Regions from separate parts of the Homo sapiens genome. Here regions 2 and 3 are each linked to region 1. The links are chromatin contacts, found by Hi-C in ENCODE. All regions are on one chromosome and are shown on one strand. Each heading gives the region's core, a stretch centred on a gene start or an enhancer-like site at or near the end of the contact. The rest is flanking DNA. Distances are from core to core; before and after follow the strand shown. Region 1 has its middle 280 kb from the start of MIR4444-1. Region 2 holds the start of IFT70A (intraflagellar transport 70A). Region 3 holds the start of MTX2 (metaxin 2).

Region 1 (5,060 bases), core at 1,238-3,737:
AGAATACAACTGTAACTTGGAATCAATCTGGCACTCATGTTAATAAAGATGGGAAAAGACAGATGGTCACTTTTTTGGAAGAGATTTGGCAACATCGGCATCATCATAAATATCAGGTAGTATTTGAAAAGGTCAGTATACTAGTAACCTGTTGCTCTAAAATTGGCACATAGTGAACAGCCACAGCATCTCAGTGACATGTAACAGTAGACGGGTTTTCTTCTGTATCTGCAAGGACGGGTTTTCTTCTATATCTTATCGCCTAAGCTCCCTCTTGAGTCTCAGTGCTGGTTCACCTAGTTTGGGCTTATGTGGAGTGACTGCTTTGTTCCACACGTCTGTCCTCCTTTCCCTGTGACCACCGGTAACACAGGCGTGTCCTCTTCATGGTAATGGCAGAAATAGGAGAGAACAAGCAGAAAGCGGGACCTCAAGGCCTGGGCCTGGAGCTGGAACATCTGTCCGATCCATCTCATTCTATTGGCCCAAGCAAGTCATGTGTCCAAGCCCAGATGGAAAACAGATTTGCCTCTGTAGTGAAAGCAACTGCAAAGTCATAGGGCAAAGGGCGTGGCTATAGGTAGGGGTACAGGATGGGGGCCTGTTATGCAATCAACCATAGTGAACAAGTTTCTCTTTGCATTATTAACAGTATATGCACAACAAAACCCAAATGTGAATTTGACTTAACAGGAAAAAAAATGTATCCTTCATTCTTGTCCCTAAAATAATACTAATTTTAGTTGGATCAACTGTGTGATTCTCAATGAAGATATGTTAAGTCAGATTAATCATGTAAATAATTAGCAGAAGAATAAAAGAAAAAGTCATTGTTTTTAAAAACTCTGAATAAATTGATATATTTAAGCCACTTTGTTTCTCAATAGTATATCAAATCCAATTCTTAAAAACAAACCTGTGGGGGCTGGGTGTGGTGGCTCACACCTGGAATCCCAGCACTTTGGCAGGTGGATCACTTGAGGTCAGGAGTTCGAGACCAGCCTGGCCAACATGGCAAAACCCTGTCTCTACTAAAAATACAAAAATTAGCCAGGCATGGTAGTGCACGTCTGTAGTCCCAGTTACTCAGGAGGCTGAAGCAGGAGAATTGCTTGAACCCGGGAGGCAGAGGTTGCAGTGAGCCGAGATCACGTCACTATACTCCAACCTGGGCAACAGAGCGAGAATCTGTCTCCAAAAACCCAAAAGCAAACAAACCCATGGATCAGATCTTACCTACCATGGATTTTCATTGGTAAATAAACTCTTGGTATTCTGTATCTGCAAGGAGTCATCTGATATGCATGTCTGTTTGTTAAACTAGATTTTACTACAGCTTTTTGGGGTTGGTTTAAAGACTGTATTAGCACTGCATTCCTAATTAACTGCTGACACAAATACTAAGGGGGCAAGAGTGTTGCCCACAGCTTGCCTGCAGTTACCAGGTGTAATTATGCACATAGTAGAGATTCAAATCAAGAATAAATCAGTTTCTGGAAACATGCTGTAAGCACTCAGTGTATCGCCCTGCCATTTCCCCCGTTAGCGTTTTTGAGGCATGCACCCAATAGAAGAAATAGCAGGTAGCTACTGTTTAGCTGAATTTAACCTCTGAAGATAAGCATTTCTCCATGTTGTTGGCCAAACATAGAATTTTCTTTTTGCTTTTCACATGTAATGGGAATACAATGATTTCTTCTCATTGCCAAATCTTAGCTGAAGGAAACCTCAGATAATTTTGAAAACTCTCTTATTTTACCAGTTAACAGACATGGCCTAAAACAGTGATATAACTGTTTAAAGTCATCCAATTGGTTAGGGAGGGCTAACCAGAGAAGCTAGGTTTTTCTCACCACACTACACTTTTCATTTGGGAAACGGGGAGTGTTCATGGTTTGATGAATCAAGTACAGTGTAGGGAGCAGACTGTTATGGTCTGTAGACATAAGTGGGATTCAATTTTCTTGTTTGTTGAATGAGAATTATGCTTGTTATGTTATTAGAATGTTTGGGTCAGGAGCAAGTTCTTTTCAAAATAAATAATTTTATTTTGGAGAAATAAAGCAATCTGGGGAAAATTGCCACTGGCCAGTCCTTTTAAATCAATTCACAGGGTCAGTAGACTCTAGTACCGAGGTTGGATATGCTAAGGATAGAGCGAGAGAAAGAGCTCAGTGACTTTTTCAACAACTAGAGTTACTTGCTTAATTATACTTTTTTTTTTTTTAAAAAAGACCTTCGAGGTACAGTATGAGCAGGGAGTAGGGTGAGGACTTCCCTCAGCACCCATCACCAAGTACTCTCAGGGCACCAGCAGGCCCCCATGAAATAGGTGCTGCCAGAAGCCCATGCCTAAAATTTGCTTGGGATTCATCTCTTCCCTTTCTTTTTTATGATGCTGAACCAGAGGATAAAAAGATAAAGAATTGCACAGCCTGGCACGTGAATGCTTCCCCACTGCGTGCTGCTGTTGTGGGGAGGAAGTAGCAGCCGCCAACCGCTGTTTTATTAATAATGAGGCATTCACATAAATTCCATGCAAAATTGATTTTTGACTGTTATATAAGAATCAAATACTAGGCTTTAAAAAGTAATTGAGAAATCTATTTGTAATTTACTTTGCCTATAAGAACCCGCTGTCCTGCCATAAACAATTTTACAGTATTTTCCCCCCTGTTAAACAGCTATTTTTTACACATCTGTTTGGCCCTTTTGCACGACATGCAGTCAGGAGGTGTAACGAATACAGGTTTGAAACAACATGTGGCCACCATTTCTTTCAGTTTCATCTTCAAGGGGATCTCTTGAAAGTTGTGATATCATTTTCATCACAGTACAAGTGAAGTATGTTAATGGCTAGTTATCTGACACTGGGTGTTGACTGATGAGTCATAAATATGCCTTCTGGTGGTAGGAAAGCATGATGACAAAGCTAAGTAATGAAAAAAAAAAGAAAAAAAAACCCAAACCAACGAACCAAAACAGTCTGTTTCTCACTTGTCTTTAAATGCCTTAAGGGCTATGGTCAAATGGAAAGTTCTGTTACAAAGAGTTTCTCTGGGAACCTATTCAATATTCAGCAGTCCTGTACATATTCAACTGTACCAAAAGTATTTAAAGTGTAATTGATTTATTTCTAATTTTTCTTAAGATGGAAATTAGATGGACAAGAAAAGTTTTAAAAGACATAGGTAATGTTACATATTTTGGCTTAACTTCTATTTTCTAAGGATTATTTCTCAGAAGAGAACATGCTTCTGTTCTTATTCTAGGACTTTTTTTTTTTCCAAAAGAAATCCCTTAAAAAGAAAAACAAATCCCTAGTATATTTAAAAAATCCATTCCCCACCATGATCAAATTAGAACATTTCCATCACCCTAGAAGTTCCCTTGTGCTCCTACAGTCAATATATTCCCCCAGCTCTTGGCCCCAGCCAACCAACTACTGATCTGCTTTTTGTTGCTATGGTTTTGCCTTTCCTAGAATTTCATACAGACAGAATCATAGTATGTAGCCCTTTGTGTTTACCTTTTTTCACTTAGCATAATATTTTTGAGATTCACCTATGTTGTCGAGAGTACTAATATTTTGTTGCTTTTATAGTAATACTCCATTGGATATACCACAATTTGTTTATCCATTCACTGGTTAATAGATACTTGGGTTGCTTTCAGTTTTGACGATTATGAATAATGCTGCTATAAACATTGATGTAAAAGTTTTGCGTGGACACATTTTTATCTCTCTTGGGTAAATATCTAGGATAAAGATTGCTGGGTCACATGGCTTGTATATGTTTAACTATATAAGAAATAGTACCATTTTATACTGTCACACAGTCAATGTATGAGAGTTCAAGTTGTCCTACCTCTTCACCCATCCTTGATATTCTCAAGTGCGTAGTAAGTAGCTCATTATGGTTCTAATTGACATTTCCCTCATAATTTGTGATGTAGATCATCTTTTCATGTGCTTATTGGAATTTGTATAACTTCTTTTGTAAAGAGTCTCTTCAAATCTTTTCCCCATTTTATTGGGCTCTTGCCTTCTTAAGTTGTAAATATCTTTTATATATTCTGGATACAAGCCTTTTTGTCAGATATGTTTTTCATATCTATTATTTCAGTCCGGCTTGCCTTTTTTAACACTTTTTTCTGAAGAGCAAAAGCTTTTACTTTTGAAAATGTTTATAAATATTTTTCCTTATGAGTTGTACTTTTGGTGTCCTGTTTAAAAATGCCTTTCCTAACTGTTGTTACAAATATTTTCTCTTATATTTTCTTCCAGAAATGTAATAGTGTTAGCTCTTACTGTTTAGGCCTATGATGTATTTTGTGTTAGCTTTTAAAATATGTTGTAAGGTTGTTTTTTTCCCCTCTAGATATTTAGTTGTTGCAGCACTATTTTGCTGATTTTCCAATTTAGTTATGTTCACATCTTTGTCAAAAATCAACCATATAACTTTGGATTTATTTCTGGACTCTCTATTCTGTTCCATGAATCTATAGGTCTATCCTTGCCTCAGTGCCGCACTGTCTTGACGATCGTAGCTTTCTTGTAAGTCTTAGAATCAAGTAGGATAATAAATCCTTTATTATTCTTTTTCTAATTATTTTGGCTATTCTAGGTCCTTTCCATTTCCATATACATTTTAGCATCTGCTTTTCAATTTCTTCAAAGAAACCTGCTAGGATTTTGATTGAGATTGCATTGAATTTACAAATCAATTTAGGAAGAATTTATTTAAAAAATTAAATATATTTTAAATGACTACTAAAATTATAAACACGTGTGCTTGCTTCAGCAGCACATATACTAAAATTGGAATAATACAGAGAAGATTAGCATGTCCCCTGTGCAAGAATGACATGGAATTCGTGAAGCATTCCGTATTTTTAAAAGCTCAATATTACTGATTGTTAGATAAATGCAAATCAAAGCCACAATTAAATACCATCTCATGCCAATCAGAATGGCTATGATTAAAAAGTCAAAGAATAACAGATGCTGGTGAGGTTGTGGAGAAAAGGGAACACTTATACACTGTTGGTGGGAGTAT
Region 2 (5,060 bases), core at 1,416-3,915, 690 kb before region 1:
CAGTCTATCACAGCAGCAGTGATGGTCATGCCAATTTCACAGTGTGATTTGTGCACTCATTTCATTTTGAAAATGACCCTGCCCTCCATCTGTCTAAGCAGAATGTCCTGCTCTTTTCAAGCCAGGCCTCTGGAGCAGCATCACATGAAATAAGGAGGAAGAGACACAGAACGGCCTCCCTCCTGCCCACTTCAGCCACCATGCTCACAGGTACCCACACAAAGAGGAGAACCCCAACTGAATCCTGGTAGGGATCCCAGAAATTTGGAGGAGAATATAGTCCTTTTATTTTCATACATTTTCAAGAAGCCATTTGAAGATGATGTAAATACAACTCTGCAAAACAGAGAGAAAGACTAATGAAGGGCAATTTCCCATTCCCATGTTGTCATCTCACCTTAATTTAATAGCAAATTACCTAAGGTAACAGTACATATATAAGAATTTTAAAATACTGAGCCTTGCGAGGCACAGTGGCTCACACCTGTAATCCCAGCACTTTGGAAGGCCAAAGTGGGAGGGTTGCTTGAGGCCAGGAGTTCGAGATGAGCCTGGGCAACATGGTGAGACCCTATCTCCATTAAAACATTTTTTAAAAAAGATTAGCCAGGCATGGTTGTGCACCTGTAGTCCCAGCTACTCAGGAGGCTGAAGCATGAGGATCACTTAAGCCCAGGAGTTCAAGGCTGCAGTGAACTATGATCATGCCACTGCATGTCAGCCTGAGCAACAGAACAAAGCCCTGTCTCTAAAAAATAAATAAATAAAATACTGAGCCTAAATTCCCAAGGGAGAACCATCAGGCAGCCTGCTGTAAAGAAGTCGATGCACCCCTTCCCCCAATTTATTACTGAGCAGTATCCTCTACCCATGTACCTCCTTGGGCTTAAGACTCTAAAAGGGTGCACCAAGAGATCAGATTGAAAGAAGCCTCAGAATAGAGTTATAGTAATATTCCACAGTTGCTTTCTGTGGGGTCTTAGGTGAGCCAAAGTCCCATTCAATCCTGAAATGGGTGCAGTTTCCCTTTCTTGGAATTGATGCACTGGGAAGCTCCTTGTCTAGTTCCAGCCAAAAAGACCCAACTCTGCCAATTCCTGGCAAGGGAGAAGACTGAGTAAGTACATAAAGTCAGTCATATGATGATATGAGCAATCACACACCTACTAAAAATCTCCTTCCAGTGATACTGGGTAAATACGAACTACACAACTCCAGTAGTCACATCTGCTCACAGCTGGAATCAAGGCCTAGAAGTTCAAAGTTTACTAACTACACAAAGTTAGTTCATTGTTTTAATGGAGAAACAAAGACAATAATATTCCTTATACACACTTAGCACCAAACAATGGGCCCTTACAAACTCACGTACATGAGATACATGGATTGGGTTATTCATCAGTCACTATTTCCTATTGAAATTGGTTATTGGATATCATGGTTCAGCCCCTACCTACCTAGATGTGGCTTTAAACAAACTATTAATTTAATAGTTTGATTTAATTAATGTAATACTTAAATCTTTAAACCTTTCTAGCCCACAGACTTCTTAAACTACAATATGCAGAATGCAGGCTGCTTATTCAAATTAGAAATACTATATGTAAACAGTCTCTAATAGAGGTGCTATATGATATGGTTGACATCGTTATCAACCGTATGATAGCTGTGAAGTTTATATACAGAAAAGATTTATGGGCAGTAACACTATTATGGATGCATACAAAGGATTTGCAGTAATTATGTAGCAAACAACACACTTTTACTTGGATTAGGTTTATATTAGGTGCTAGAGAGACCAATGGATATCATGGGAGATGACAAAAGATACTGATTTCTTATTGGCAGAGACAGTTGGAGGACCACAGCAATGGATACAACCAAGTGTAAACGCCAACATATACTCAGTAATTTTTTTTTTGTCATGGAAAAGGAGAGATACTGCGATCAAAAACAGATCCTCTCCCAGTACCAATTAAGATTCACAGCACTTTTTCCTTATTAACCTCTGGAAACCACCAAAATAAGAAGGATTTCTGTTTGCTGCTGTATTCTGTTCTTACAAACTGTGCCCTCGGGGTAGCATAAGAACCTGCTCTAATTCCAAGGGAATTCAAGGAGTTAACTCCCTTTTGCCATCCCGCTCCTTTTATTAAAAGGTCCTTTTATTGTACTGACGATCTCTACTTTATTAAAAGTAAGCCAAACGCCAGCATTAGTATAGACCACACCAATGCACAAGGCTCAAAATCGCCAGAACATGGTGCCGGAAATCTTCCTCCGATTCGCTAGAGACCGAGGTGGCACAACAGACACAGAGAGTGCCCCTCATCTTTAGGGGGCAGGGAAGGCGAGTGACCGTGCGTCCACACGGGCCGCGAGTCGGGTCGGTGCAACAGGGACTACGCCTCCCAGCATGCAGTGCGGCCACGCCTGCGCAGCGGCGCCACAGGAACGATGCATGCCGGGACCGGGAAGATTCAGTCTCTGAACGGCCCGGAGTAGTCGTCTTTCCCCTTCTGACTGCCGCCACGCTGCAGTCCAGAATATTTGAAGATCAAACCGAACTTGAGAGACTAACGAGAACGGTCCCTTTTTATTCCTAACAGATTCCTTCCGTGGCAAAGTAACCCGTCGTCTTCCGTTTCCGGTTGCCCGGTTGCCCTGTTGCCGTGGTAACCGCACGCATAACAGCCGTGGTGGTTATGGCTGGTCTGAGCGGCGCGCAGATCCCCGACGGGGAGTTTACCGCGCTAGTGTACCGGCTCATCCGCGATGCCCGCTACGCCGAGGCGGTGCAGCTGCTGGGCCGAGAACTGCAGCGGAGCCCCAGGAGCCGTGCCGGCCTGTCGCTGCTAGGCTACTGCTACTACCGCCTGCAGGAGTTCGCGCTGGCGGCCGAGTGCTATGAGCAGCTGGGCCAGCTGCACCCGGAACTGGAGCAGTACCGCCTGTACCAGGCCCAGGCCCTGTACAAGGCCTGCCTTTATCCGGAGGCCACTCGGGTCGCCTTCCTTCTCCTGGATAACCCCGCCTACCACAGCCGGGTCCTCCGCCTGCAAGCTGCCATCAAGTATAGCGAGGGCGATCTGCCAGGGTCCAGGAGCCTGGTGGAGCAGCTGCTGAGTGGGGAAGGGGGAGAAGAAAGTGGAGGCGACAATGAGACCGATGGCCAGGTCAACCTGGGTTGTTTGCTCTACAAGGAGGGACAGTATGAAGCTGCATGCTCCAAGTTTTCTGCCACACTGCAGGCCTCGGGCTACCAGCCTGACCTTTCCTACAACCTGGCTTTGGCCTATTACAGCAGCCGACAGTATGCCTCAGCACTGAAGCATATCGCTGAGATTATTGAGCGTGGCATCCGCCAGCATCCTGAGCTAGGTGTGGGCATGACCACCGAGGGCTTTGATGTTCGCAGTGTTGGCAACACCTTAGTTCTCCATCAGACTGCTCTGGTGGAAGCCTTCAACCTTAAGGCAGCCATAGAATACCAACTGAGAAACTATGAGGTAGCTCAAGAAACCCTCACCGACATGCCACCCAGGGCAGAGGAAGAGTTGGACCCTGTGACCCTGCACAACCAGGCACTAATGAACATGGATGCCAGGCCTACAGAAGGGTTTGAAAAGCTACAGTTTTTGCTCCAACAGAATCCCTTTCCTCCAGAGACTTTTGGCAACCTGTTGCTGCTCTACTGTAAATATGAGTATTTTGACCTGGCAGCAGATGTCCTGGCAGAAAATGCCCATTTGACGTATAAGTTCCTCACACCCTATCTCTATGACTTCTTAGATGCCCTGATCACTTGCCAGACAGCTCCTGAAGAGGCTTTCATTAAGCTTGATGGGCTAGCAGGGATGCTGACTGAGCAGCTTCGGAGACTCACCAAGCAAGTACAGGAAGCAAGACACAACAGAGATGATGAAGCTATCAAAAAGGCAGTGAATGAATATGATGAAACCATGGAGAAATACATTCCTGTGTTGATGGCTCAGGCAAAAATCTACTGGAATCTTGAAAATTATCCAATGGTGGAAAAGGTCTTCCGCAAATCTGTGGAATTCTGTAACGACCATGATGTGTGGAAGTTGAATGTGGCTCATGTTCTGTTCATGCAGGAAAACAAATACAAAGAAGCCATTGGTTTCTATGAACCCATAGTCAAGAAGCATTATGATAACATCCTGAATGTCAGTGCTATTGTACTGGCTAATCTCTGTGTTTCCTATATTATGACAAGTCAAAATGAAGAAGCAGAGGAGTTGATGAGGAAGATTGAAAAGGAGGAAGAGCAGCTCTCTTATGATGACCCAAATCGGAAAATGTACCATCTCTGCATTGTGAATTTGGTGATAGGAACTCTTTATTGTGCCAAAGGAAACTATGAGTTTGGTATTTCTCGAGTTATCAAAAGCTTGGAGCCTTATAATAAAAAGCTGGGAACAGATACCTGGTATTATGCCAAAAGATGCTTCCTGTCCTTGTTAGAAAACATGTCAAAACACATGATAGTCATTCATGACAGTGTTATTCAAGAATGTGTCCAGTTTTTAGGACACTGTGAACTTTATGGCACAAACATACCTGCTGTTATTGAACAACCCCTCGAAGAAGAAAGAATGCATGTTGGGAAGAATACAGTCACAGATGAGTCCAGACAATTGAAAGCTTTGATTTATGAGATTATAGGATGGAATAAGTAGTTATGACTGATAGTGGCTTTTTTCAAAATGGCTTTCTTACGTACCACACTTTTTTTTATCTGTATTTAGCCTTGGCATCTTTATATTTGTCTTATTTTGAATCTTATCCACTTTGTAAGAACAAGTTTATGTTTGAGCAACTTTTTCATTTAATCCAGAAGGGTAGGGACTATGCAGTGTAAGCTGCATCACTTCTGCTTTCTTCCTACTAGTGACAATCATCTGGTCTTGCCCTCAAGCAACAATTGCTAGAGTAACATCTTTGTATAAGCAAGTAACCCCAGATAGAGTTGACGTTTCAGCTTTGGGCTGTCAAAAGGGTATGTCATGGACCAAAGCACTGTTAGTACGGGTATG
Region 3 (5,060 bases), core at 801-3,300, 660 kb after region 1:
ATCCTTTGTCCTTGATTCTGTTGGTTTGTCTTCTTATTTGTACTAACTTGAGATGTCTTTTATCAAAGTTTTAAAATTTTTTCGGCAATCAAATCTGCCAATTTCTTCTCTTATGGATTATGAATTCTTAAGTTTTGCTTAGGCCTCTTCTGCTATCCAAGGATTATTAAAATAATCTATGTTTTCCTCTAATTATTTTATTACAATTTTGTTGTTTTATATTTAGATCTTTAATCAATCTGGAATTTATTCATGTGGTGTAATGACTTAGTAGTTGTTCCAACACCATTTATTGAATTATCCATTTTTAAATGCTTCCTCCTAGAGTAACAGATCACTACAAATAGCTAAGACGGCAGACAGACAAAATGCCTAGAAATTTTTAAACGTCACTACTTAAAGCAGTATCCAAAGTTTATTAAAAGACATTCATCATTTTCTCATTAAAAGAAATCACATATTAGGACACATGCACACAGTGAACCACTCAACATACACTGTGAAGTTTTTTTTTTCAACATAGTAGCAAACTAAATTAAATCGCTGATCTAACTATATAAGCCTGATTTTGTTTCAACATAAATGGTAAAAGCAGAAATAATCATTGCTTGAAATCTCAAGATTAGTCATTGATTTGGGTCGCAAATATTTATTGAGCACCAACTGACTATGGATACAATGGGGAACAAAACAAGTTTGATCCCTACTTTCAGGAAGCTTGCAATCTAGTAGGAGCTTCTCTCCTCTAAAAAATAATGTTTTTAAGTGAAGAAGGAAAAAAAAGAAATGTACGTTCACACAAACGCAAAGCAGTGAAAAACATTCCGGCAAATTTTATGACACATTCTGTACTTCCCATTTCCAAAATACTATCTTATTACTTCAAATGTACCTATTTATTGTGGTGACTGTCTTCATTACTGTACTCATGTTGAAAACACTGCTAGGGAGTTATGACTAATTCCATTAGCCTCTATCTCAAAGTACCTATGTTTAGTCTCCTCACTTTCTCAACAATATTTAATTTCTTTCATTACAATAAATAAAAACCTCAATAAGAGAAATTACAAACCTATATACATCAGTCATGTTCAGTCCACCGACTCAAAAGTATTTCTTTAAAGTACATGCAGATTTAAAAATTTTCCATGAATCCGCGCGGGCGTGGTGGCGGGCGCCTGTAATCCCAACTACTCGGGAGGCTAAGGCAGGAGAATCGCTTGAACCCGGGAAGCGGAGGTTGCAGTGAGCCCAGGTTGTGCCACTGCACTCCAGCCTCGGTGACAAAAGAGAAACTCCGTCTCAACAAATAAATAAATAAATAACTCCTAGAGTCTTAGCAAATGGCACTACTGTGTCGCTGGGAGACGAAGCAAGAAGTCTGGTGTTCCCTCAACAATAGGTAACAACTGATTAGTGACAGTCACCTTAAACTTTTTGAGTACCAAGACCCAGAAACTGCCACCACTCTTAGACTGAAGCGTTCAGATGCTTGCCCCTGTGGTAACGCCCCCCACCTCAATCCCAATCCAAGGCCTCCCCCTCATACTCCAGCACCTCCCAACTGAATGGGGAGGTGGGACAAAGTACCGCCCAAGGGAAGGAGACGGGACTCCTGCTCCTGCGGGGTGACCTTGGCCAAGTGTCTCCTTCTCAGTTTTCCCATATGTGAGATAAGGTTGGTAGTCCGTGCCCGCCTCCACCATCCGGGCCGGGTTCAGCGTATAATGCCGCAAGGCTGGAGGAAAGCTCCAGCCCTGTACCCCACGCGGCTCCCCGAGACCGCGCCGCCACCTTCTGGGTCTGCGGCCAGCCGCGCTACCTGCAATCTGGGAGACGAAGGCTTCCGCCACTAGAGACATGTCGGCTGGGAGGCCCGGCGCCCGGGTGCCTGCCCCCCACGGGCCTCAGCGTCCTCCACCGCAAACCCGGAGGCTCTCGGCAGTTAACGAGCCTAGCCCCGCCAACGTTCAGACTCGCAAAGCCCACTCCAACAGCAGCGGCGGCTGCAGTGAGGCCCCCAAGGTTACCGCCAGGCCTGGCTAGGGACTTCCGGCGCAGCCGACAACGGCACTCGAGCGCTTCCGCCGGCCCCGCCCCCGCGCCGTCCTACGGGGCGCCGGCGCGGCTAGCTCCGTCCAGCCAATTCCAGGCTCTGCGCTGGGGGCCCGCAGGTGGAAGCGAAGTACCCGACTCGTCTCCCACCCAGGGGACTGGCAGGGGAATCTGGGAGATTTTTAGCGTCCTTTCTGTAAGCCAGAATTTTGTAACCGAGTAACATTTGTAAACGCCCACTGGATACCAGGCACTTATATACCTATATCTACACACACATATATACATATATACACACACACATACACACATATATAATATATACACGTATATATGTACACATGTACATATATACACATATATACATATATATACACATATATTCTATTTGACTTCGTCTTCTCAACAACCCATTAAAGTAATAATATTATCGCCATTTTACGGATAAGAATATAGGCTTAAGGAGTTTAAACTGCCTGCCCAGGCAGTCCTCCAAGGACCAGATTCAAGGCTGCATGAATTCCCTCTATTCCATTATATTGCTGGGTTGATTAGTCCGTGGATAGACATTAGTGTTTTTTGTTGTTGTTGTTTATTCAAACATGCTTGGCAGAAAGGAGGCTTGAGCAGCGCCTAAGCCAGAAGGTAATTTGTCCTTCAACTCCATACACCCGAAATGATGCTCAGCTTGGAGAATAAGATACTTTAGTTTCACACACTTCTCACCTTTCGGGGGTGAACGGGGCAGGAAGAGGAGAAACTAAATTCCCTGAGTAACTTTGTCTTAACCTAATAGCTTCTTAAATTACACAATTAAAGAAAAATCATATGCATTACAGATTGGTGGTATTACAAGTGGGACAGGCTTCAGAGCTGGTAACCCAAAGCCCCCTTCACTGATGAGAAACAAGTTCAGAGAGGTGAGGTAACTCATTTTAAATCACACAGTAAATCAAAAAGTCAGACAGCTTACTAGGTTTTTGCAGAGGAAACCTGTATTCTAAGAATTACTGTCCATGACATTTAGAAAGCTATATTTCCATTCTTTATATCCGTAGATCTCTATTACTGTTCATTCTGCCTCCTTAACTAGCGTGGTTGGTTTCCTAGAGCTGCCAGATTACCACAAACTGGTTGGCTAAACAACAGAAATTCATTCTCACAATTCTGGAGGCTAGAAGTCTGAAATCAAGGTGTCAGCAGGGCCATGCTGTCTTGCAAGGCTCCAGAGAAGGGGGTTGCCGGCAATCTTCCATGTACTTTGGCTTGTAGATACATCACTCCAATCTCTGCCACCACATCACACGGCATTCCCCCTGTGTGTCAATGTGTTCAAATTTCTCTCTTCTTGAGAAATAACACCAGTCATTGTGTTAGGGACCCCCACCCTAATCCAGCAGGACCTCATCTTAACATGATTTCTTTTCTTTTCTTTTCTTTTTTTTTTTTTTTTTTTTTGAGATGGAGTCTTGCTCTGTCACCTAGGCTGGAGTGCAGTGGCGTGATCTCGGCCCACTGCAACCTCCACCTTCCAGGTTCAAGCGATTCTCCTGCCTTGGCCTCCCAAATAGCTGAGATTACAGGTGCGTGCCACCATGCCCGGCTAATTTTTGTATTTTTAGTAGAGACCGGGTTTCACCATGTTGGCCAGGCTGGTCTCGAACTCCTGACCTCATGATCCGCCCGCCTTGGCTTCACAAAGTGCTGGAATTACAGGCGTGAGCCACTGTGCCCAGCCCCATAATTTTTTTAAGGTTAAGTCATATTTTCATCTCCCTCAGCAAAAGGAAGCTTCTTAAACAGCATTTAAATTTACCCAATAATTTACATTGACATAAACACAGCAGCGTCTTAGGAAGTAGTGTCTTCTCTATAGCTGAAATTCAGAGTTGACAAGCAGCTGTGAATAGTAGAAATACAGGGAAGATAATATTAATAGGTTTTTCTTGTTTGTGCAGAGAGAGGTAACACTGATAGTAAAGAATACATGAGATCCAATTTCCTCCTCATCCCATAGGTATTATTGACCAAGAGAAATGAGCTGTTCCAGATACTTTGTTATCAATCAAAAGAAAAGCTTTCAGGCCCTGTCTGTTCTCCTCACAGTGGAGAATTATGTATAACTGTAATAATGAAGAAGACATATCATCACTTTAAGTTCTATTATTAATTTTGGTTTGTCATTTTTATAAAGCTGAAGACACAATATTTTGACTACTTTTTGACAGATTTGAAGTTTAAGATTTCTCCATATCATAGGGCCTGTGTGAGAACTTGAGCCAAAGTCCCTAGAGAGTAATGAAGATTCAACTGGGGAAACCAAAATCAAACATATCCAAAGGGTAGAAGTGAGCCCCAAAGTGGAAGAGACTGGAAAGAGCCAGAGACTGGACACAGATGCAAGAGAAACAGAGCAAGATTAGAGGCAAAGTAGAATGTGCCCTTAAAATTTAAGTTAAGTACCCATGGCTTGATGCATGATACATGCATGAACTGAGCTGGCTGGAAGGTACTGGTTTGGGACTGACACCAATCATCTTTATTATGGCAAGTGCCTTAGTCCATTAGGGCTGCTATAACAAAATATCTTAGTCTGGATAATTTATAAACAGAAATATACTGCCCTGACTTTCGGAGGTTGGAAAGTCCATGATCAAGGCACCAGCAGATTCAGTGTCTTGGGGGTCCCAGTTCTCACAGATAGCACCTTGTACATGTCCTCACATGGCAGAAGGGCAAAAGGGGCAAATAAACTCCCTTGGGCCTCTTTTATAAGGACACTAATCCCATACATAAGGGCAGAGCCCTCTTGACCTAATTACCTCCTAAATTCCCCACCTCTTCTTAATACTACCATAGTGGCAATTGAGTTTCAACATATGAGTTGTTGAGGGACACAAATATTCAAGCCATAGCAGCATGCTTTTTAGAAAAAAACAGAGATGTGCCGGGGGCATTGTCGATACTCAACTCTTTCTTCATTTTAGCCAGGGAAGCAGAATCAT

What was found. A loop is a pair of places that touch in the nucleus more often than their neighbours do. Pooled maps may share reads with other maps.
Region 2: a loop to region 1 is called in a map with no recorded cell type, with 5 times the contacts of the local background. The contact joins the promoter of IFT70A here to the enhancer-like site in region 1. A Hi-C loop is called at or near these places in 2 of 37 single-sample maps with no recorded cell type and 7 of 50 pooled maps.
Region 3: a loop to region 1 is called in a pooled map, with 5 times the contacts of the local background. The contact joins the promoter of MTX2 here to the enhancer-like site in region 1. A Hi-C loop is called at or near these places in 4 of 37 single-sample maps with no recorded cell type and 2 of 50 pooled maps.

The regions. Positions count from the first base shown.
Region 1 is chr2:176,929,823-176,934,882 of GRCh38, reverse strand. It overlaps the pseudogene RNU6-187P. Among named protein-coding and RNA genes, the nearest start is that of MIR4444-1, 280 kb to the left of the region's middle. RefSeq lists an enhancer at 2,684-2,983. Within about 2 kb of position 2,487, at least 4 of the 41 ENCODE cell types and tissues checked have a DNase peak (open chromatin) inside an H3K27ac peak, as active enhancers do.
Region 2 is chr2:177,616,347-177,621,406 of GRCh38, reverse strand. It overlaps IFT70A (intraflagellar transport 70A), which reads left to right and starts at 2,665. Exons shown (of 1, transcript NM_152275.4): 1 at 2,665-5,060. The coding sequence starts at 2,706. The coding sequence ends at 4,703. It overlaps IFT70A-AS1 (IFT70A antisense RNA 1), which reads right to left. Exons shown (of 3, transcript NR_198966.1): 2 at 3,887-4,106; 3 at 2,169-3,119. RefSeq lists an enhancer at 2,363-2,592.
Region 3 is chr2:176,266,432-176,271,491 of GRCh38, reverse strand. It overlaps MTX2 (metaxin 2), which reads right to left and starts at 2,050. Exons shown (of 10, transcript NM_006554.5): 1 at 1,823-2,050. The coding sequence starts at 1,862. RefSeq lists enhancers at 1,156-1,781, 1,782-2,409 and a silencer at 2,114-2,203.